Linked DNA regions of Homo sapiens: all the other regions are linked to region 1. The links are chromatin loops, found by intact Hi-C in ENCODE. Cell type or tissue: B cell. All regions are shown on one strand. Region 1 overlaps MOB3B (MOB kinase activator 3B). Region 2 overlaps MOB3B (MOB kinase activator 3B). Region 3 overlaps MOB3B (MOB kinase activator 3B). Region 4 overlaps MOB3B (MOB kinase activator 3B).

Region 1 (5,000 bases):
AAAGTTGCACTGCTAGTGGGGGCCCATAGACCTCGTGGTGGGTGAGGATTTAGACACAACTTGCAAGATACAGGGGTTGATCCAGCTTTTCCCAGAAAGGCGTGGGTGGGTTCTGCTGAACTGGCACATCAGGAGTTTCACTGGGGTTAATGTTTTAACCGTTGTGTCAATATACTTAATGACACTTTGTTTGAATATTCTATAACTGAATGGAAGCACTTTTAACGAACAAGTTTTGTTTTATTTTTAGGTGAGCGAATAGCAGTAAGATTTACCTAGGTACACTTTGTACTATATTGAAAAGTTTACATTTTGAAAAACCAAATATGATATATTTAGACCAAAGAAATAGTTAGACTTTATGCCTTGAGAGCTTTGCAACTCTTTCAGTGCTTATAATCTTTTCAAGATCTGAGGGTCTGTTTCACTCTCCTGGTGCTTCCTGGACTGTGTAGTTTTTATTTGGGAGATTAACCACTGGGGGCTTTTGTTCAGAACCTGCCTTGGACTGAATGGCTTTGGACCAGGTCTCACTTGGTGCCTTCTGCTCCTATGGTAAGGAGAAAAGATCTGCAGCCCTCACAGCCCGGCTCCTCCAACACTTTGGGGTGTGACCTTGGGCAGGAAACTTCATCTTCCTCTGTCGTTTCCTCATCTGTGAACAGGGGATGATGGTAGTACCTGCCTCCTGTGGTTGTGGTGAGGACTCAGTGAGGTAATGACTGGTCCTGGTTCAGAGTAAACCCTCAGTAATTATCGAATATTGTTGTCACCAGCACTGTCACCCCACAGCTAGCTGTCTCTTATGCCAAAAACTCAAGTCATAGAATTTCAGAGTTGAAGGAAACCCCAGTAATTCCTAAAGGTGCGTTAGAATCCCCAAGGGTGCTTTAAAAGTCACCTATTCCTGAGATGCACCCAAGAGCCAGTAAATCACAAGGGGGTCTGGGAATCCACTCTGCTGAGAAGCAATGCAGGAGATGGTAACATGCAACCAGAGATGAAAACCATCTTCCCTTGCCTGAATCCCCGCTCCAACAACCCTTGCAAGTGGTCTCCGGGCTTCTTCTTGAACACCTCCAGCCTGGGGAGCTCACTATCACCTGAGACAATGCATCCCATTTTGGACACCTTAGGCAATGTAAATTTGTCTTCATGCTGACCTAAAGGAAGGGGTTCCTTCTGACCCTGAGGAGGCAGAACAGAGCAGTGGAAAGAGAGCAAGCTTTGAGCTTTGAGCTCAGAAGACGTGGGCTAGAATTCCACTCTAGCACTTGTTAGCTTTGTGGCCCTGGATAAGTGGTTTGCAATTTTCTTTTCCCTTTCCTCTTCCAAATGACCTTCTTTCAAATATTTGAGCCCTATCCTTCCAGTCTTCTCCTAGCCTCCCTGTGTGATAAGACCTTCATTTCCTTTATCACTTTGGTCACATGCCCAGCTCTGCCCATGCACATGCAATACTCAAAGATGCACAGGATTCCCCAGGTGTGGTTCTGGGTCAGGGAGTCATCAGGGCTGGCAAGGGCTGGGAGAATGGACCAGAAAGCCATAGAGTGAGATACAGGGGGAAGAAGAACACAGACTGGCACACCAGATCCCCGGCCCTCACCTTCACGGTCCTTTGGCCAAGCTGCCCCCTGGTTCCAATAGTTCTGGGACTAAACCCTGGCTTTTGCCCTTGCGCCAGGAGTAGTGGTGAATGTAATCATTCTGGCCACATCATTGAGGGAACTAGATGGGATCAGGGCCAGCTTTGCCTCCTGTTCACTTTGTCCAGAGCTGACATCAGAGCCTGCTGGAGAGTAGGTGAGCAGCAATATGTGTCCCTTTTTACCCATGTCCAGATGCAGCATCCATCCTTATGACCTCATTCCCTCCCCAGCTGAGATTCATTCTCAGTCACACACAGTCTTTTCAGTCTAGAAGCAAAGACTCTTCTACTCATTGTGTAGGTCAGAAAGAGAAATGCAAAGGTTTTGAGATCTGATTTCTGACCTGAAGATCCTTATTACTAGCTATGTGTCTTCAGAAAGTTTAACCTCTCTTAGTTTCAGTTCCTTCATCTGTAAAAATTGAGACATAAGTAGCCCATACCTCATAGATTGCAGGAAGAATTAAATGATGTGGTGTATACAAACTCTTAGTCTAAGTGATTGATGTGTGTTGGCTTCTTGGGGGAAGGAGAGGTGACAGTGAATGATTTCTTACCCCACTACCTGTGAGAGCAGAGCAAGACAGGCTGGGCTTGCCCATCACCCTGCCCTTCAACCCCCTGTGGGGGACCTAGGGTTCAAATGAACGTCACTATCCACACTTCTGTAAAGTTGGCCAGTGTTACTCTGGGGCAAACCTAAATAGAATGTCAAACGGAATTTGAATTTTACAGAGGAAATGTGAAAGTCTTAGAGAACATTTCGCTAGTTTTTAAAACTTTTTATAGGTCACAGTTCAGTTGCCTTGCAGTTTCATGAACTTTGCCAGTGTTTTCAATTTAGCATAAAAAGTGTGGTCAGATTTGTATAAACCTCACCTGGGAACTTGTTTGAAGCACAAGTTCTCAGACCCCTCCCCAGACTCACTGAAACTCTGGGGGTGCAGCTCAGCAGTCTGTGTTCAGTGAGCACTCCAGGTGCTTCTCAGGGCTCCCGTTTGAGAACACTGGTCTAGGTGTTAGAAGGGTGGTCCCCTCCCTTCTCCCCTTCCTCCCACCCCTGGCAGTTTTGAGGTCCAGATGACCAAGCCCGGCTCTCTAGCCGTGTATTTTCAGCACTTCCGTAGTGTGAAGACAGCTCCTGAGAGAATGACTCATCGTCTCATCCTGGGAGATTCATGTATTTGTGTCACAGCAGGTGTAATCTAAATCCAAGCCTAGGCCTGGAAAAGAGTTAGGAAACAAACATCTGTTTTGGGTGTTCAGACTGACAGATCAGTTGTCTCCCTCCACCTCGGAGGCTTCCTTCCTGATCTCCTGACCACAGTAATAGTTCTCTGATGGCTAATGAAAATAGCAAATTTTATCAAGTTCTACCTTTTGGAAAATACCATTCATTATTTTCCCTTTAATCCTCACAACAGCCCAACAAGGTAGATGCTATTAAGATCCTTATGTCCTTCACAGTGAAACAGCCTCAGAGAGGCTAAGTCATTTGCCCAAGATCGTGTAGCTAATAAATGGGAGACGAGAGACTTGAGTTCAAGTCAGACACCAGATTCTGTAAATCTTCAGCCAGACTTCCCACTTGGTTAAGCAAGCTAGATCCTTGAGCCAGGAATATTCTAGGCCTGTGGTTCTTAAAATTTGTCATGGATCAAGATTTCTGGAGGACATCTTAAAGCACAGATTGCTGGACCCTTGTCCCCAAGTGTTAGATTCAGTGCTGCTAGGTTGAGGCCTGGGAATTTGCATTTCTAGCAAGCTCCCAGATATTGCTGGTGCTGCTGGTCCGGAGACCACACTTAAAGAATCACTTCTGTAGGCCAGTATTTCTCAACCAGGGCTGTACATTAGAATCATCTGAGGAACTTCAGATTCAATTGTTCTAGTGTGAGACACTGCCATTCTATTTTTTTATGTTCCCTGGATAATTCTAATGCACAGCCAGGGTTGAGAACCACTGCTATACTCAAAGGAAGACTACTAATTCCTTTTTATAGCTTTGGTTCTTGAGTCCTGTGTCCATTTTTTTCTAACGGCAGCATGCATACTTCTGGGAAACTCAGTGTGTGCAACGGGTACCAACACTGCAAGACAAATAGTGCTCATTCATTTCATTTCAATATTTTCTATGAAACAAACATCTATTGTGGAGTATAATGCAAAGTGTTCATGAACTCTTAATGTAAAATGTAATGTAAATGGGATTTAGTCCACTCCTAAGAATTTAGCCAAGGAAAATTGTCAGGACCAACTGTCAAAGATATGTACAAGAAGAGGCATCTAAGTATTACTTTGTCTTGATAATTGCTGAGTCTGTGTGATGGTTATATGGTGATTCATTGTTCAAAGAATATCTAATACTTATGTCAAGTACAAAAAGGAGGATACAAACTGAATATTTAGTATGACTCTAATTGTACTTTTAACAAAACTATATACATACACACACAGAAAAAAGACTGGAAGATAACACAACAAAATATTACCAGTGATTATTTCTTGATGGGATTATGGGTGATAATGATAACATTTTCTAATTTTTAAACAATATTACTTTTATGATTAGACCAAAAGAATTTGTGTAGGCAGTCACCTATTCTTGTAAATACATTCTACAATGTCTGCCTGAAATACAAAGCATGCATTTGTAGATTAGAAGTTTTTTCAGAGAATTAGAAAGCATCTTACAATTGTTAATTAAGGTCCCAATGGGTGCTAATGCCTTTGGGACCTGGAAATGTGAGAATCATCATAGGAACCTAGGGAGATTGTGCTGGGCAAAAGGGCTTTTGCTCTGCAAGGTGGTTCTTCTAATGGGGTTAGGCAGCAGGGGTTGCTAGAGGCTCCTCAGGATGCATGGGGTGAGTGTGGGGCTTTTGTCCTCTCCTCTAGCGAGTACACACTCCTCCACAGTGCTTCTGTGTGACATCACCAAAGCATCCACTATAATTAATGTATCATAGATCAAATGCACCCTAGTAAAGGGAATTTAGCAATGTCCATGTAGTGTGCAAATATGCAGGAGGTAAGAAAGTTAAGCATATGTAACTCAAGGACCACCTATGAATGTTAATAAAGAAAGAACATATGGAGAAAACTCTTGTATTGCAAAACATGAAGCCCATGTGCCTTCATCATCCCCAGAAGTCTGTCTGTTCATGCTCCCTGGGATTCCGTTCAGAAAACAAGTAAATGGTGCCTTCTGCACATTTATGTTAAACGGAGAACCAAAAAGAGTGACTACCCCACTCCAGTGCTTGCTGGGGCTGGGAGAACAAAGAAGCTGCAAGTATGAGGTACTCAAAGACAGTGTTACTAGGGTAATGATTTTCCAGTATGGCCA
Region 2 (5,000 bases), 110 kb before region 1:
AGAGAAGGCAGAAGCCATGATGATAGCATAGCAGAATCAATAAGCAGAGAAGAGACCATAGCATCAGGGTGAGAAAGATGTACATGAAGAATCTATGGAAATAGTTGAGTCATTTTAATGGCATACGCAAAAGTGAAAAATCTTCGAACTCTTGCTTCTAAGGGTCAGGTGGCCAAGCAGCCCCTAAGGAGCAGCTTAGAATAGAAAGCTACTAGATCAGCTGGAAAGGAAATAATGAACCCAAATGTACCTATCTAGTTTATTACTCGTGGTACATCAGGCAGCATGAGCATTATGTCTGCATCATCAGTTCTCCCTGGCCCCCCAGGTCTCATGGAGGTGATGGGGATGTGGGCCTAGGTGGATACTGTGCACATAGGGGTCTGTTTCACAGCTGAGCAACACTGAGCTTTAGAAAACCCCAATTTTATAAGGAGACATGCCTATCCTCCCCTCCAGAGACGGCTGATTCCAGGGTAATAAAGCTTATTACCCTGGAATGTAAACCGATCTCTGGGCAGGGGATGTTCTCTGTCTTTACTATGCTAGTCAGGAAACACATGTGCCTTCTGATCTGCAGGGGAACACTATCTTTAGTTTCCTAGGCTGTTTGCTATGCAAATATCCCAGAAAATATAGTCTGGCATGACTTATAGAAACGTTATGGAGAATTGCCTCCCAACGCTAAGAATTATTTATTTATTTTATTTATTTATTTATTTATTTTTGAGACAGAATCTTACTGTGTTGCCCAGGCTGGAGTGCAATGGTGAGACCTTGGCTCACTGCAACCTTCACCTCCCAGGTTCAAGTGATTCTCGTTCCTCAGCCTCCTGAGTAGCTGGAATTACAGACATGTGACACCACACCCAGCTAATTTTTGTATTTTTAGTAGAGGTGAGGTTTCACCATGTTGGCCAGGCTGGTCTTGAACCCCTGGCCTCAAGTGATCCATCTGCCTCAGCCTCCCAAAGTGCTGGCATTACAAGCGTGAGCCACCACGCCCAGCCCCAACACTAAGCATTCTTAAGCTGCCTTGAGTCTTTCCACTTTATACATGGCCAAGTCCTGTTTTAACTCCTGTTTAGATTCATATGAACCTCATATTTTCTTTATTCCCATTAAATTCTTAAAGCACCACTTCTCCCCACAGTCACACTAGCCTGGGTGGATTTCTGCTTCTCATCTCTAGAAGGCCAGAGCTAACTAACATAAAGCTGGAAAATTAGATTGTAATCAGAATGCGGGCCCTTGAATGCCAGGTGAAAGTTTTAATCGAATATGAAACCCTGACACTTGGATGCCACAGGACTAGCTTTAGTTAGGCTTGATCCACTTATGCGTCTGTTCATTTGGGATGTGATTACTCAAGACACAGGAAGTTATTCTATTCATTGCCTCCATAATGCTTTGAAGGGTGCTTCAAATTTGAGCCAGAGGCAGAAGTGATCAATTTTCTATCCTATTAATTGTTTGGATTTCTTGTTCCAGATCTTCTTCTTAAAAGTCTTAATAGATTTCATCAAATGAAACTTTAGATAGGTATTGGCTTACAGGTTTACACACAGGTCTTCTCACTTACCGGTCCTCCTGCGTTGGAAGTTCTTCATACTCTTTGACTTGCTTCTAATACTGCCACCCTGAATCCTTCTAGTCTCTGTGCACAAGTATCTTCATCAAAGAGGCATTCCTGGTCCACCATCGAAACTAGCTCTTGCCCGTTGTCCTGTCTTGTGGCACTTGCTCTTTTCATTCTTGGCACACAGCACAATTTGTAATTGTACATCATGTATGTGTGTTTAATGGCTTCTCCCCCAACAGACTGTAAGCTCCACTAAGAGAAGAGTTATATCTTTCATTCATTACAGAAAACCCAGCCTAGTGTACCAAGTGCTCAAGAAATATTGATTGAACAAATTATAGATTTTTGACTCTCTTTGTAAAAAGTCTTGAATAGTTCAGCTCAGTGAGTTTGCACTTATGTGGTTAGCAATAGTGTTGGTGAGTTTTATACATACAGGACTTAACATCATTAGATAGTGTTTTGTTTCTGCCATTTTTTTCCTATTACAAAAGGAATATAATCTCAATGCCTTTAACTCAATAAACACAGAAGAGAACAAGGGGGAAAAATTGATATCATGGTAATTCTGCTGTTGACATTTTGTAGAGCTGTGTTTTAAAGAAGAGTAATTTTCCATGAGGGTAGAGAGGGAAGAGAATGTAGGATGTAAAATCAGTTTGAGATGGTCCACACAAAAGTCGATATGAAAGTGAAATGTAAAGCAGGAGCCATTGGAGTGCAAAGAAAGGGGCTAATATTGGAGACATTCCAGAGACAGAATCAGTGAGATTTGCCCAAGGCAATGCTGACATTTGGGGCTTTGTGATTGGGAGACAGATGTAGCTCTTAACAGAAATAGTGGTGTTGGAGAGGCCTTGAGTCCTAGAAAGGAAATAGGCTTTAGAGCCAGCAGAGGTGGGTTTCAGTTCTGGTTCTGCAAGCAAGTCACCTAACCTCAGTGAACCCATTTCCTTCCTGTGTAAAATGAGCTCCACAGTCCCTACCTTGCCAGGTTGTTGTTGGGTAAGTTACTTAACCTTTCTCAGCTTCTTTATCTGTTAAGATAGGAATAATAACAGTACTTACCTCATGGGTTGTTTCGAGGATTAAATGAGTTAATATTGTAGAATAAGTGATATATAGAAGTATTTGCTATGATCCTTGTTGTTATTGATATATTATCAATATATGGACTGGATGCCCTTGAGACATCCAGCTGAAACTGTCCATCTGGCCACGCAAAACACTTGTCTCGAACTTGGATCCGTGGTCTGTTTAAAAATACTGGCAAGGCCAATTTTCCGGGGTGGTTCATGTGTTGTCAGGGTTAAAGGCTGGGAGTCAAGTTTCCATTAACTGAGGTATAATGGTCACTGTACTCCATGTCCCAGAGTCCCCTTCTAAAGTGGATACCTCAACCTGACTGTGTGGATGTAGTTTACTAGCTGGTACCCTGGTGAGCTCATGCCTGGGTTTGACAGCCTGCAGAAAAAGCCTGAGGATGCATGGAACGCTGAGTTCTCAGGGCAGGGTAGAGGAGGCCGGGGGTCGGGGGGTTGATTTGTGCAAGCACCAAACCCACAGGGCAGGTGCAAGGCTCAGGAGGTGGGCAGACATGAAATGCACAGGAACAAGCAAACAGAAGGGAATTATCCTGGGACTGCTATTCATGAAGCCTTTATGGTGGCCCTTTAATGTGGATAGGTTAAAGTGACTCGAAGGTTGAAGGCTAACAAAATATTTTCAAATTCTTTATGCTTTTTATTTAAAGTAAAAATAAATGAAAAATAATGCACTTCAGTTTGCTCTCTTCTTACTGCCTCCCACTCATCAGTTTTGCACAGGGAGAAATGTCCACTTGCCATGGCTTCTTACTCCCGCCTGAGTTTTTTGTTTTGTTTTTAGCATAGACCCATTATAACTGAAAGCAAACAGCCCACCTTCTCAACCCCCTACATGGCAGACAGGGGGCTGCTGTGGAAATGCTGGGAGACCTTGTTAGATCAGTGTCTTCTGTGATGGCTGTTTATTATCTCTTCCCGTTTTTCTCTGAGTTAATGGGATCCTCTGAATGGGAGCCCTTAGAAAGACTCCTGATCACTTCTATGTTCAACTCACCCTCAGCTCCAGACAACTGTGATAGGACCTGCATTTTGAGAAGAGCATATATTATGAAATGCAGGTAACAATTCTCACTTGGGGCATCCCTGCCCCTCAAAGATGCAGGAAGAACTTGGCCTGAACCCCAATGCTTGGCATCATAAGCTCGTTATGGGCCCTCACCCTGCCCTGGCACTCCTTAGTGGCTCTGTCACCTGGACTCAAACCCTTATCCCCTACAAGAAATCCAGTGGAAAGCAGCATTTTCCAGAGTCTGTAGCTTTTTTGAAGATTTCATTCATGAAGGGCGAGCAGCAGCAAATGGACCACTCAGCTGTGACACACCCTCTGCCATTTCCCCCTACGTCGCTTCACATCCTATTAATACCAGCTCTCTTTGCACCCTCCTGCTGTACATGGGACCAGGTCTTTTAAGATTTTCTGAGGCCTTAGTTCCTCTTCTGCCCACGAGCATACCAAACATAACAACGTGCACCCACACCTCACATTAAATATAATCTGTGCAGCAAGCGATGAAAAGCACCTTTATAATTGGGCCTTTGAAATCATTTGACTGTAAGTATGTCATTCAATTTATGATTAGCTCTGTTTTCTCAGGAGCTATGCAGTCAAGAATTCTTAAAAAGAAAGTCAGCTTAACTTACTAATTGTTTTCATGCACAAGAAAATATTTTTAAAATATTTTGAAACAAAATGTTATTGAAATTTGTTAGATTTAACAATGAAAGAAGTACCATATATTGGCCGGGCGCGGTGGCTCACGCCTGTAATCCCAGCACTTTGGGAGGCCGAGGCGGGCGGATCACAAAGTCAGGAGATCAAGATCATTCTGGCTAACACGGTGAAACCCCGTTTCTATTAAAAATACAAAAAATTAGCCAGGTGTGGCAGCGGGCGCCTGTAGTCCCAGCTACTCGGGAGGCTGAGGCGGGAGAATGGCGTGAACCCGGGAGGCGGAGCTTGCAGTGAGCCAAGATGGCGCCACTACACTCCAGCCTGGGCGACAGAGCAAGACTCCGTCTCAAAAAAAAAAAAAAAAAAAAAAAAAGTACCGTATATTTGTAGACATTTACTTAAACATTTGGTAATTGTCATGTTTATCTCTTTGTATTTTGGAAACAATTATCTCTTTTAAGCCCTCAAATATGTATGTGCACCTCTTAAAGATATTAAACTGCAAGCGCTGTAGCTATGTTTTCCAGTGGATAAGACAGGTTAGCAGGAGGCCTGTTCAAGGCAAGATACTCTAGGAAAAGAGTCCAGTCCTTATCCTGGCTTCATTTCTCTCCAGAAGCAGCCTTATCAGGCCAACCCA
Region 3 (5,000 bases), 65 kb before region 1:
ATTATATTAACTAGCATTTATTACTTATTCTGGGCCAAGCAATATGCTAGGTCTTTTATTATATTTTTTCTAATCCTCACAGCAGTCCTGGTTAACCATCATTATTATTATCCCTATTTTCAAATGAGGAAACTGAGATAAATTTCTTCTTTCAAAGTCACCCTCCTAGTAAGTGGTTGATCCAGGTTTAGAATCCAGACTTGCCTAACTACAAAGCTACAGAGTTTTTTAAGCTGCATTTGATGAAATTATAACCTTTCCTCTCTCTAAAAACATAATAACTTAAAAACAAGATGAAAGTAGTGTCTATAATTCCCTGTTTTCTGGAAATGATAAAGATTAAATTGGGATAAAGTATTTCTTTTCAAGTAGAAAAATTTAGGCCCACTTTTTCATATATGTACCTATTTAAAGTACAGATGTACTTGTGAAGATATCTTTATGATTAACTTGAAAAAATTTACTGCCTTCCCTTCTAATACCCGAGCTCCATTTACAAATGACATCTGAAGAGGTGGAAGAAAGCAGGTTGATGTGGGGTATTTTATCTTTTCCTTCCTTCCTTCCTTTCTTCCTTCCTTTCTTCCTTCCTTCCTTCCCTCCCTCCCTCCCTCCCTCCTTCCTTCCTTCCTTCCTTCCTTCCTTCCCTCCCTCCCTCCTTTCTTTTTCTTTCTTTCTTTCTTTTTCTTTCTTTCTTTCTTTCCTTCCTTCTTTCCTTCCTTCCTTCCTTCTTTCCTTCTTCTTTCTCTCTCTCTCTTTCTTTCTTTTCCCAGAGGACAGGGGTTGCAAAGGCAGAGGTTTCCATTTACTGGAATGTCACAGGAGGTGCAGAACATCTGCCATGGCCTTGTGCTCTTGAAATATTATGCCATATAATGTTCTTAGATGGGGCTCAGAGAGAACATGCTGTGGTTGATTATGATATCTGCATAGGTGCAAGACTAAAGAATGTGTATCATACATATGCCATTCATGCTCTTCACTGTTCTGAAAGGATAATTATTGACAGCCCAAGGAGAAGGCCAGTCATGTGTACATTGGTTTTCTGAAGTCTAACAACTACCAGGGCTAATAAAGCTATTGGGGCATGATCAGGAAGTATGCTAAAACCAAACCAAAATGTTACCTTCTTATCAAAACCCTGATGGTGAGTCTTGAAATCAGAGTGCCCAGCCCTTGGGGCAACTCAAGGTGGGTGTATGAGAATAGAAGACGGTCCAGGGTATGGTCTCTAAGATGATTAAGAAATTGAAAAGTAGGGGTTCCTGATTGGACTAACTTGAATTCTTCAGGAAGAGGGAAAAAGTGAAAAGCTGTAAAATCATAAAGGGAAGATGGCAAATATGGTTGGGTATTTTCCCCAACTAAATCCTGATATTTAAGAATACCTTTCGCAGTTTGAGAAGGTTCAGTGATAGACCAGTAAAAGAAAGGAAGAAATCGTTTATGTATGTTTGGAAACTTAAAAACTTGTTACTTTCAGTGTGGTATAGACTACAAATAATAGAGTACAGGATGAATAATGTAATAGAGATCTGGACTACAGTCCCAGAGTGAGCTATTGGGAGAGTTGATGTATATTTGGTGGCACGTTCCTGACTGTTGAGCTTGGTGTCAAATACCCTTAAGCTTCAAGATGCAGTGGGAAGACTAGACATAAGGACTGGCCCTGCTGCTTTTCAGTTGTGTCACGCAGGGCAGTAGTTCTCAAAGTGGGTCCTAGACCAGCAGCATCAGGATCCCTTGGGAACTTATTAGAAATGCAGTTATAGGCTTCACCCTATATTTAGTGAATCAAAAATTCTGGAAGTGGCCCAGAAATCTGTGTTTTAAAGCTCTGTAGGTAATTCTGATTCAAGCTAGAGTTTGAGACCCACTTGTCTGGGGCGAGCAAATTCTGCCTGAGCCTTATTTTTCAGATATATAAAATAATGATACTAACACTTATCCCACAGGGCTGTTACTTTGAAAAAATTATTTACTTGAGACATTGTGGTTATGGTAGCAGATGAGACAGGCCCAGACCTCATGGAACTTACATTTCAGTCAGGAAAACAGGCCCCATGCCAGATGGTGCAATGAAAGGAGCTAACGTGGAGAACTAGCACAAAAGTGCTGAGAGAGCTCAAAGTCAAACTGGGCTGGCAAAGCAACAATATAATATTATAACAAGAGCCGGAAGCCACTGCCACCTTAGGCTTGCATGAGGGAAGTCAGAGAGGGTGTTACCAGGGCTCAGGAGCCAGGGGCAAAGAGGGGAGGTCCCTTGGAGCCAAGGTGAATAGCAGTACTGCCTGACCCGAAAGGGCAGGGTGGGAGGTAGAAATACCTGGCTGTCTGCTTCCCTCCTCCAGTCTCCTGCCAATGCTTCCCACTGTCTTTGGCAAAGGAGCCTGGGAAACACGTTTTGCTGAGGAAAGATAGAGAACGGATCTGAGAGCAAGTAGGCAAATAACTGGCTTATGGAGAAAACAGATAAAACGCAAATAAATATATGACATAATGTCAGATAAGGATAAGTTCTATGAAGACAATTAAAGTAGGAAAACGGAATTAGGATGCTGTAAGATTTAAATAAGACAGATGAACAACAGTCAGTGCTCCTCAAATTTTCTGTGGTTTCAGAACCCCTTCATATTCTTAAAAATTACTGAAAATCCTGATCTTTTGTGTATGTGGGTCATATCTAGCAACAGCTAACAATATTAGAAATTAAAACTAGGAAAATTTAAAAATATTTATTAATTGAGAAAGTAATAAGCCCATTACATGCTAACAAAATAACTTTTTTTATGAAAAATAACTACATTTCCCAAAACAAAAAAATTTTTGAGTAAAGAGAGTAATATTGTTTTACTCTTCACAAATCTCTTTAACGTCTGGTTTAACAGAAGGCAACTGGACTCATATCCGCTTCTGCATTTTCAGTCTATTGTGGTTTATTGTTTTGATTCATGTCAGGGCTGACATGAGTATGTGGTTGGAAAGGGGAGGATTTTGTGTACCTTTGAAAGGGTCCTTAGGGATCCATACAACACTGAGAACACTGCTGGGGTGGGGAGGGAGTCCTTTGTACCTAGTAGGCACTAGACTATGTTGGTTGAAACAAGACAAGCGACAATTGCATTACGAATTTCACAATATAGTAGTCCCCCTTTATCTATGGTTCTGATTTCCTCTGTTTCAGTCACCTGTGGTCAACTGTGGTCTGAAAATATTAAATGGAAAATTCCAGAAATAAATGATTCATAAGTTTTAAATTGCACACTGTTCTGAGTAGCATGATGAAATCTTGCTCTGTCCTACCTGGGACAAGAACCTTCCCTTTGTCCAGCATACCCACACTGTAGACTCTACCTGCCCATTGCTCATTTAGTAGATATCTGGGTTATCAGTTAACCTTTGCAGTATCACAGAGCTTGTGTTCAAGGAACCCTTATTTTCCTTAATGATGGCTCCAAAGTGCAAGAGTAGTGATGCCAGCAATTCAGATATGCCAAAGAGAAGCCATAAAGTGCTTCCTTTAAGTGAAAAGGTGAACATAAGGACTTAAGGAAAGAAAAAAATTGTAGGCTAAGGTTGCTCAGATCTATGGTATGAATCTTCTGCCTGTGAAATTGTGAAGTAAAAAGAAATTTATGCTAATTTTCTTGTTGCCTCTCAAACTGCAAAAGTTATGGCCACAGTGCATGGTAAGTGCTTAGTTACGGTAGAAAAGACATTACATTTGTTGGTGGAAGTCATGAATCAGGCCGCACAGCAGGAGGTGAGTGGCCAGTAATGGAGAATTACTGCTTGATCTCAGCCTCCTGTCAGGTCAGTGGCGGTGTTAGATTCTCATGGGAGCACGGACCCTATTGTGAACTGCACATGTGAGGGATCTAGATTGCTCACTCCTTATGAGACTCTAACTAATGCCTGACGATCTGAGGTGGAACAGTTTCATCCTGAAACCAACCCTAACCCTGCTGTGGAAAAATTGTCTTCCACAAAACTGATCCTTGGTGCCAAAAAGGTTGAGGACCGCTGCTTTATGGTATTTACCCACCAGTACTGATGGCATTTCACATCAGTATTCACAGTTATGTGGTCTCCTTATCACAGAGTTTTTGGGAGCACCAAAGGAAAGATGCTAATTGATCTTTAAAAAAAAAATGAATCTTCTGATTTCCTTAGCACTATGTTCACCCTAACCTAATGAGCTAATTCAGACTAGATGCGTAACTGGTGGGACTTGATACACACACAGAAAATATCTTAAAATTGAATGAATATTTTATAATTATTGTGCCATACATTAGAGAGTGGTGGACCACCACCAGTTATTCACCTTGCAAATTTTATGCAACAAATATTCAGGCTCAGGAGAGCTTTCTATAATATCCAGGTCAGAGTAGTCATGAATTTCTTCCCATCATCCATTGATACGTATTCTTATAGAGTACCAAACATCAGCCAAGACCCAAGTAATACAGTAAGGTAGCTATTATGGAAAAAAAAAAAAAAGAAGGAATCATTTAGAAAGTATTTGTTCTCAGAATTATTATCTATGACTCTGCTCTTTCCATCTACATAGATAATTGAATTCAGCATTAACTGAGCCCCATGACAAGGGCACTGTGATGTAGTTGAACATCAGTCAGCATTAAAGAGACATGGCCACATTGCTTCAACCTGCAGATGGGCAGATATGTATTGCCCACTGTGGACAGACTCATTTCTGAATGGGATTTATAGAACATCTTATGCTACATGAAATGTGTTTTACTGCTAGGGTGAGACCAATCTTACACCTGCCTTGCTAACCAGGTTTTGTCATATCTAGATTTTGTTTTAGACAGTTACTGTAATAATGATGTCTACCATTTTCTCTCCACTGTAGGTTAACTAGGTGCTTTACATTGCTACCTTACCTCTCACAACAGCCTTACCCCCCACCACCGGGCCCACCCCCAAAGCATGACAGGCAAAACAGCCTTTTGCCTGTTTTCCCAATGAGG
Region 4 (5,000 bases), 83 kb before region 1:
TTTTTTTTCTTTAACTACCCAACTGTCTAAAGAGGCACTTTTAAGTAGGTGGTAAGAGGTTTGGAGTCAGCTTGGCTACTTACTGGTTCTGTGATCAGGATATAGCTTCAATCTCACTGTGTCTCAGTTTCCTTAAGCGTAAATTAGGTATAATAATAATAATACCTATTCATAAGGTTGTGAAAACTAAAATAAATAGGAAGTCCTTAATAAATACCATTGTTAATATTATATAATTAGAATTTTAGGCATCCTAAGATAGATTCTAGGTGACTGGTCTCTCAAGAATCTGACTCTCTAGTAAAACTTGTATCATAATATGATTCAAATGATGAACATGATGATAGCAACAACCACTATACTATATTCAGTACTTGCTAATGCTAAGTGTTTTACGTAAACTGTTTGAATTCTTGCAGCAACCCTGCAAAAGCTGTGTGCTGTTAGCCACTGGGCTTTAGTGCCTCTTAATCTTGCCTGCTCTTGGTGTTAATTTTACCTATCCCCTGTCAAACTTAAACTTATGATCTTTTGAAAATTCAAACTGTATTTTCGAATTTCCAGTCTTCTTGCCCATTTTGTGTTCTCCACCTTCCTGCAAAGATCTTTTGCAATGGTTCCAGATGTCATACATAAGTTCTCATGGTGCTAGGGCTAGAAATTTTTCAGACTTTGAGACTCAAGTTCACTTAGTGGCTAAGAGTAAACAAGTCTGTTGTCAGTTACAGGATCCAACTTCCTTGAATTTGAACCTTTTTCCTTTAAGACTTTTCCAAGAAAGGATTGACATACGCTGTTTCAAAGAAAAAGAAAGGGTAACTGACAATGACCTTTATCCCAGTATCCACTGAAGGTTCAGAGTGATATCATATCAGCTGATATACACCCATGCTTTATAAAGTAAAAATACTTATCTCAATATCCGTTCAAGGTTCAGAGTGACATCATATCAGCTGATATACACTCATGCTTTAAAAAGTAAAAATACTTACATTTTTTACCTGCCTTAATTTTTTATTTCAGCTATAACTTAAGCTTTATCTGTAGTTCTCATCCCATCCCCCATTCTTCTACCCTCACCTGACTTAGATATTGTTTTTTTCAATTCACGTGTCTTTCTTTAAGCCACAAAAATGAATATTTTCCAGCTAGTCTAAATATCTGGAAATAATATACCAAATCTCTCACTGACTTAGAGAAGTTTCTCTTTCTTTTAAAAAAAATCAGTATAATCAGTAGGATGTCATTATAAGATTTATAATCTTTATAAGATTAAATAGGTCATCTGAGCTTTTATCCTGTAATAATTTTACTTTACTATTTATTTTTACAACTGCAGTAAGATTGGATCAACCCTGCCCAAGGTTTGACCAAAAGGTCTTCATCTTTGTCATTGTTGGGAATCTAAGCTAGTTGGTACTGGTGTCCAGAAGGAACATTATTCTCTTTATTTCAGAAAACATTTTTTAAAACTCTGTCTTTTGTTCCATGGACTGTCAGTAGGTAATGTTTCAAACCATACCAAACAAATCCCACTCTTTTCTTTTACTCTTTCCATTCTTTCTCACCACTAAGTGTCCTCTTCTGAATGATGATGAATCATTATAGGTTTTTGCTGAAAACACCTGTGCATTCATCTATTGTAGCTGTTGCTGCTGCTACAGTGTATAAGGTTACAGGTAATGCTTTCATTTTGGCACTATTTACTTACACATTTGATGCTAGAATGTCTGCACTGATGACCAAAACAATAAGCCTGTGAAACAGCAAGAATGCAATTCAAACGACCATTGAAGAGCTAGAAGATGAGCAGAATAGTCCTGTGACAGACTTCTGTACGGTTACACCTATTTGTACTAACTTCATCTGTGTTCAGAAATAATGTGAGCATTCTAAGCTCTGAAACCATGCATATCTTTGAAGATTAAAATGAGGCAGCAAGGTTTCTCCCAACTAATGTAACAAAATGCAGTGATATGACAGCTCAAAGTTGAGGAGTTGAATTCGTTGGGGAAAAAAATAGCAAAGCTGCTTCTCAGGCAGGAATCTCTTCCATTCTGGGGTTGTCCTGTGGGCAAAGATGGCACCTACTAAGTAGGCATAAGGTAAACAGTGCATAAGGGCTGATGGAATTGCATCTTAGGCACATCCTTTATTGGATCCTGGAAAGGTCAGACGATGTTCATTTTATGATACACACATACATACACCCCTCTAAAATAAAAACCCAATCTACTTTAATTCAATATTTGGGAAGTGGGAGGACGATTCCAAGGACTATTCCAGCTATAAAGAGAACAATATAGTGGGAAAATGAGAAATCAGACTGGTCATTCTTTGATTCTGAAGAGGTGGAATTTCAGATAACACAGAGGAATGGAGCAGCTCATTTGAAAGAAAAGTTGAGCTGAAGTCTTGTCCTTTCAGGAGGCAGACTTGTTACTTCAGGGTATCCCAGCGGCCTCAGTGAGTTGGCAGTGAGCTTACAGATTGACATAGAGTCCCCAAATAACTGAAGACAGGAGATCCACTTTGGTTCCTCTTTTGTGGTTTCACTGTGATGTAAAATGTTCGTAATTCACTGTCATTTACTCATTCATTCAGCAAACATTCAGTTAAGTCAGCTCTGTGCCTGGCAATGAAGATGACACTAAACCTCCTTCATGCGGGGTGTTTCTGGGGCATTTCTCTTATGGCCTTCCTATAGGAAATGAATCATCCTGGCAGCTGATCCTGCCAGGAGGAGTCCTCCACCTCACAGATAAGATATTGAACTGCCTTTCCTGCAACTGGTATCAGCTTCAGTCCCTCTCCTTTCCTAACCCCCTCACCCTTCAGTACCACCAAGGTCTCTTAGAGGTGGGCCTGGCTAGAGAAGATGGATCTCTCAGGAGTGACTGGGAGAGTTGTTTTATTTCTTCCTTATCCCTGGCAAGGACTCTTTGATTTCTCAACTAATGAGGCAAAAGACATCAATAGGAAAAGAAAAATTAGAACTTTCCTTGCCAGTGCGTTGCTTAGCTACCTTGTCAACATTCCCTTGCAGCCCAGCCGAATTCTCTCTGCATGTTTTTATAGTGCACATGTTTTATTGTTATAATTGATCTATTAGGCAGAAAATATGGAGAGCACATGGAACTTCTGTCAGTTTTGTGCTATTTATTTAGATTTCTGTTTTTCTCTTTCCAAAGACCTCACCCTTTATTGTCCTGTTTCATCCCTGACCTAAGTAATACTCTGAAGGAGTCACATCAGTATGCATGTTGGTGCATTGAACTTTATAGTATTAAAAGCAAAAGTCAATAACTAACCTCAAAACTACATACCAAATTGTGAATTCTTCATAGACAGGGACCACATTTTTATGAACTCTATGTCCTTAGTGCCTAGCCCTGTGTCTGACACATAAAAAGCTTTTAGTAAATGTTTATTGATCAAATGAACCATTGGTTTCAAATATTTATTAACAACCAGAATTGTCATGGGTGCAGTTCATGACATAGAATTTACTTTCCATTTCTACTTAGAAGGAAAACTTTATGACTTTTTTTTTTTTTTTTTTTTTTGGAGACTGAAACAGGACAGAAAATAACCACTGTGTTGTTGCTAGTGCTACAGTTTATTCAGCCAAAGAAACCTTTCTGCTTGAGGCCGCAATAGCAGCAGCTGCCCTCTACCTGGCATTTATGAAAAGGTATTCACTGGAGACCTCCTAGGTGCTGGGTGCTGGGCTATACAAGTCAGTCCAGATCAAAAGACCTGGTCATTGTCACCATCTGTCAAGGCGATTGTATTCAAAACAGTATCTCTCATTTTTTTTTCTCGAACATACCCACACTCAACTGAAGACTGTTTATGAAACAATCTGTTGACAAAACAATAAATGGAAGTTTGTTTATTCATTCCTTTACTCAGCCAGGCAGGCAGCCCTCCAACCCAGCACTTCTCAGATCATATACTTTTGAGATTTTGTTAAAATGCACACTTAGATCTACCAGGTTTGGGGTGAAGCCTGAGAGTCTACATTTCTAACAAGATCACTTAGTTAGATCAGGCCTTGATGCTTTGAGTGTCATCCATGGACCAGTAGATTCAGTACCACCTGGGAGACTGTTAGACCAGCCTAATCAGAACCTGCATTTTAACAAGATCCCTGAGTTCACATTGGCTAAGCACTGTTCTAACTATTTGATTAGCCCACAGCATAAATTATGGGCAGGGGTCCCAAGGGGGCTCTGGGCTGGGAAAGTAAGTCCAGGTGCATTTACAGTTCCCTTTTTAATTTCAAAACTCTCAGGTACCTGCGCCAATATGGCATCTCACACTCAGGAAAAGACACAGATGGGTGCCTCTTTGTTCTGTCGTTCAGTGGCATGATACATCTGTTATTATCCATCCTGGATTGCCATTGTCTTTAAACATGGGGGGGGGCCTACCTGATCAACCTATTTCTTCTTAAGAAAGCTTCATTTTAGATTCAAAAGTTTGACCTAAAGAGACAGCCTCATGTCTGACCATGTCAGAATCATTTACAAATTTGAATCAAGCACTAGGAGATCTGAGTCTCTGTTTCCTTGTCTGTAAAATGGAGATAATACCACCTGTCCTTCCAGTTCAAGAGACTGGTATCAGGCCAGAGCGGGAGGATTGCTTGAGGTCAGGAGTTCAAGACCAGCCTAGGCAACAAAGTGAGACCATGTCTCTACAAAATACAAGATAAAATACTTAGCCAGGCATTGTGGCATGCACCTACGGTCCCTGGTACTTAGAAGGCTGAGACAGGAGGATCGTTTGAACCTGGGAGGTCGAGGCTGCAGTGAGCCATGATCACACCACACCACTCCAGCAGTGGCATGATCATGGCTCACTGCAGCCTCGACCTCCCAGGTTCAGGTGATCTTCCTGTCTCAAAAAAAAAAAAAAAACATATCTTCAAATTTGTTATATGAGTATCTCTAGAAGAAAAATTCCCAAATTTCCAACAGTGTTTTAATATTTAT

Evidence for each region. A loop is a pair of places that touch in the nucleus more often than their neighbours do. Peaks named below come from ENCODE experiments on the same cell type or tissue, not always from the same donor. Only the 100,000 strongest peaks of a DNase experiment are listed, where the experiment ranks them.
Region 2: it touches region 1 in a loop (1.9-fold over the local background); 5 of 110 quality-filtered maps call a loop at or near these places.
Region 3: a loop joins it to region 1, with 3 times the contacts of the local background. A loop is called at or near these places in 11 of 110 quality-filtered maps.
Region 4: it touches region 1 in a loop (4-fold over the local background); 5 of 110 quality-filtered maps call a loop at or near these places.

The regions. Positions count from the first base shown.
Region 1 is chr9:27,375,166-27,380,165 of GRCh38, reverse strand. All of the region lies in intron 2 of MOB3B (MOB kinase activator 3B), which reads left to right. Among named protein-coding and RNA genes, the nearest start is that of EQTN, 81 kb to the right of the region's middle. In B cell, no CTCF peak of the experiment used is centred here; DNase peaks (open chromatin) are centred at 645 and 2,175; H3K4me3 peaks cover 1,169 bases; H3K27ac peaks cover 2,386 bases.
Region 2 is chr9:27,482,859-27,487,858 of GRCh38, reverse strand. All of the region lies in intron 1 of MOB3B (MOB kinase activator 3B), which reads left to right. Among named protein-coding and RNA genes, the nearest start is that of IFNK, 39 kb to the left of the region's middle. RefSeq lists a silencer at 2,480-2,609. In B cell, no CTCF peak of the experiment used is centred here; DNase peaks (open chromatin) are centred at 2,498 and 4,068; H3K4me3 peaks cover 2,869 bases; H3K27ac peaks cover 4,433 bases.
Region 3 is chr9:27,439,886-27,444,885 of GRCh38, reverse strand. The region is part of intron 2 of MOB3B (MOB kinase activator 3B); the gene reads left to right. Among named protein-coding and RNA genes, the nearest start is that of IFNK, 82 kb to the left of the region's middle. In B cell, no CTCF peak of the experiment used is centred here; a DNase peak (open chromatin) is centred at 3,015; H3K4me3 peaks cover 560 bases; H3K27ac peaks cover 2,455 bases.
Region 4 is chr9:27,458,443-27,463,442 of GRCh38, reverse strand. The region is part of intron 1 of MOB3B (MOB kinase activator 3B); the gene reads left to right. Among named protein-coding and RNA genes, the nearest start is that of IFNK, 63 kb to the left of the region's middle. In B cell, no CTCF peak of the experiment used is centred here; a DNase peak (open chromatin) is centred at 2,552; H3K27ac peaks cover 1,608 bases.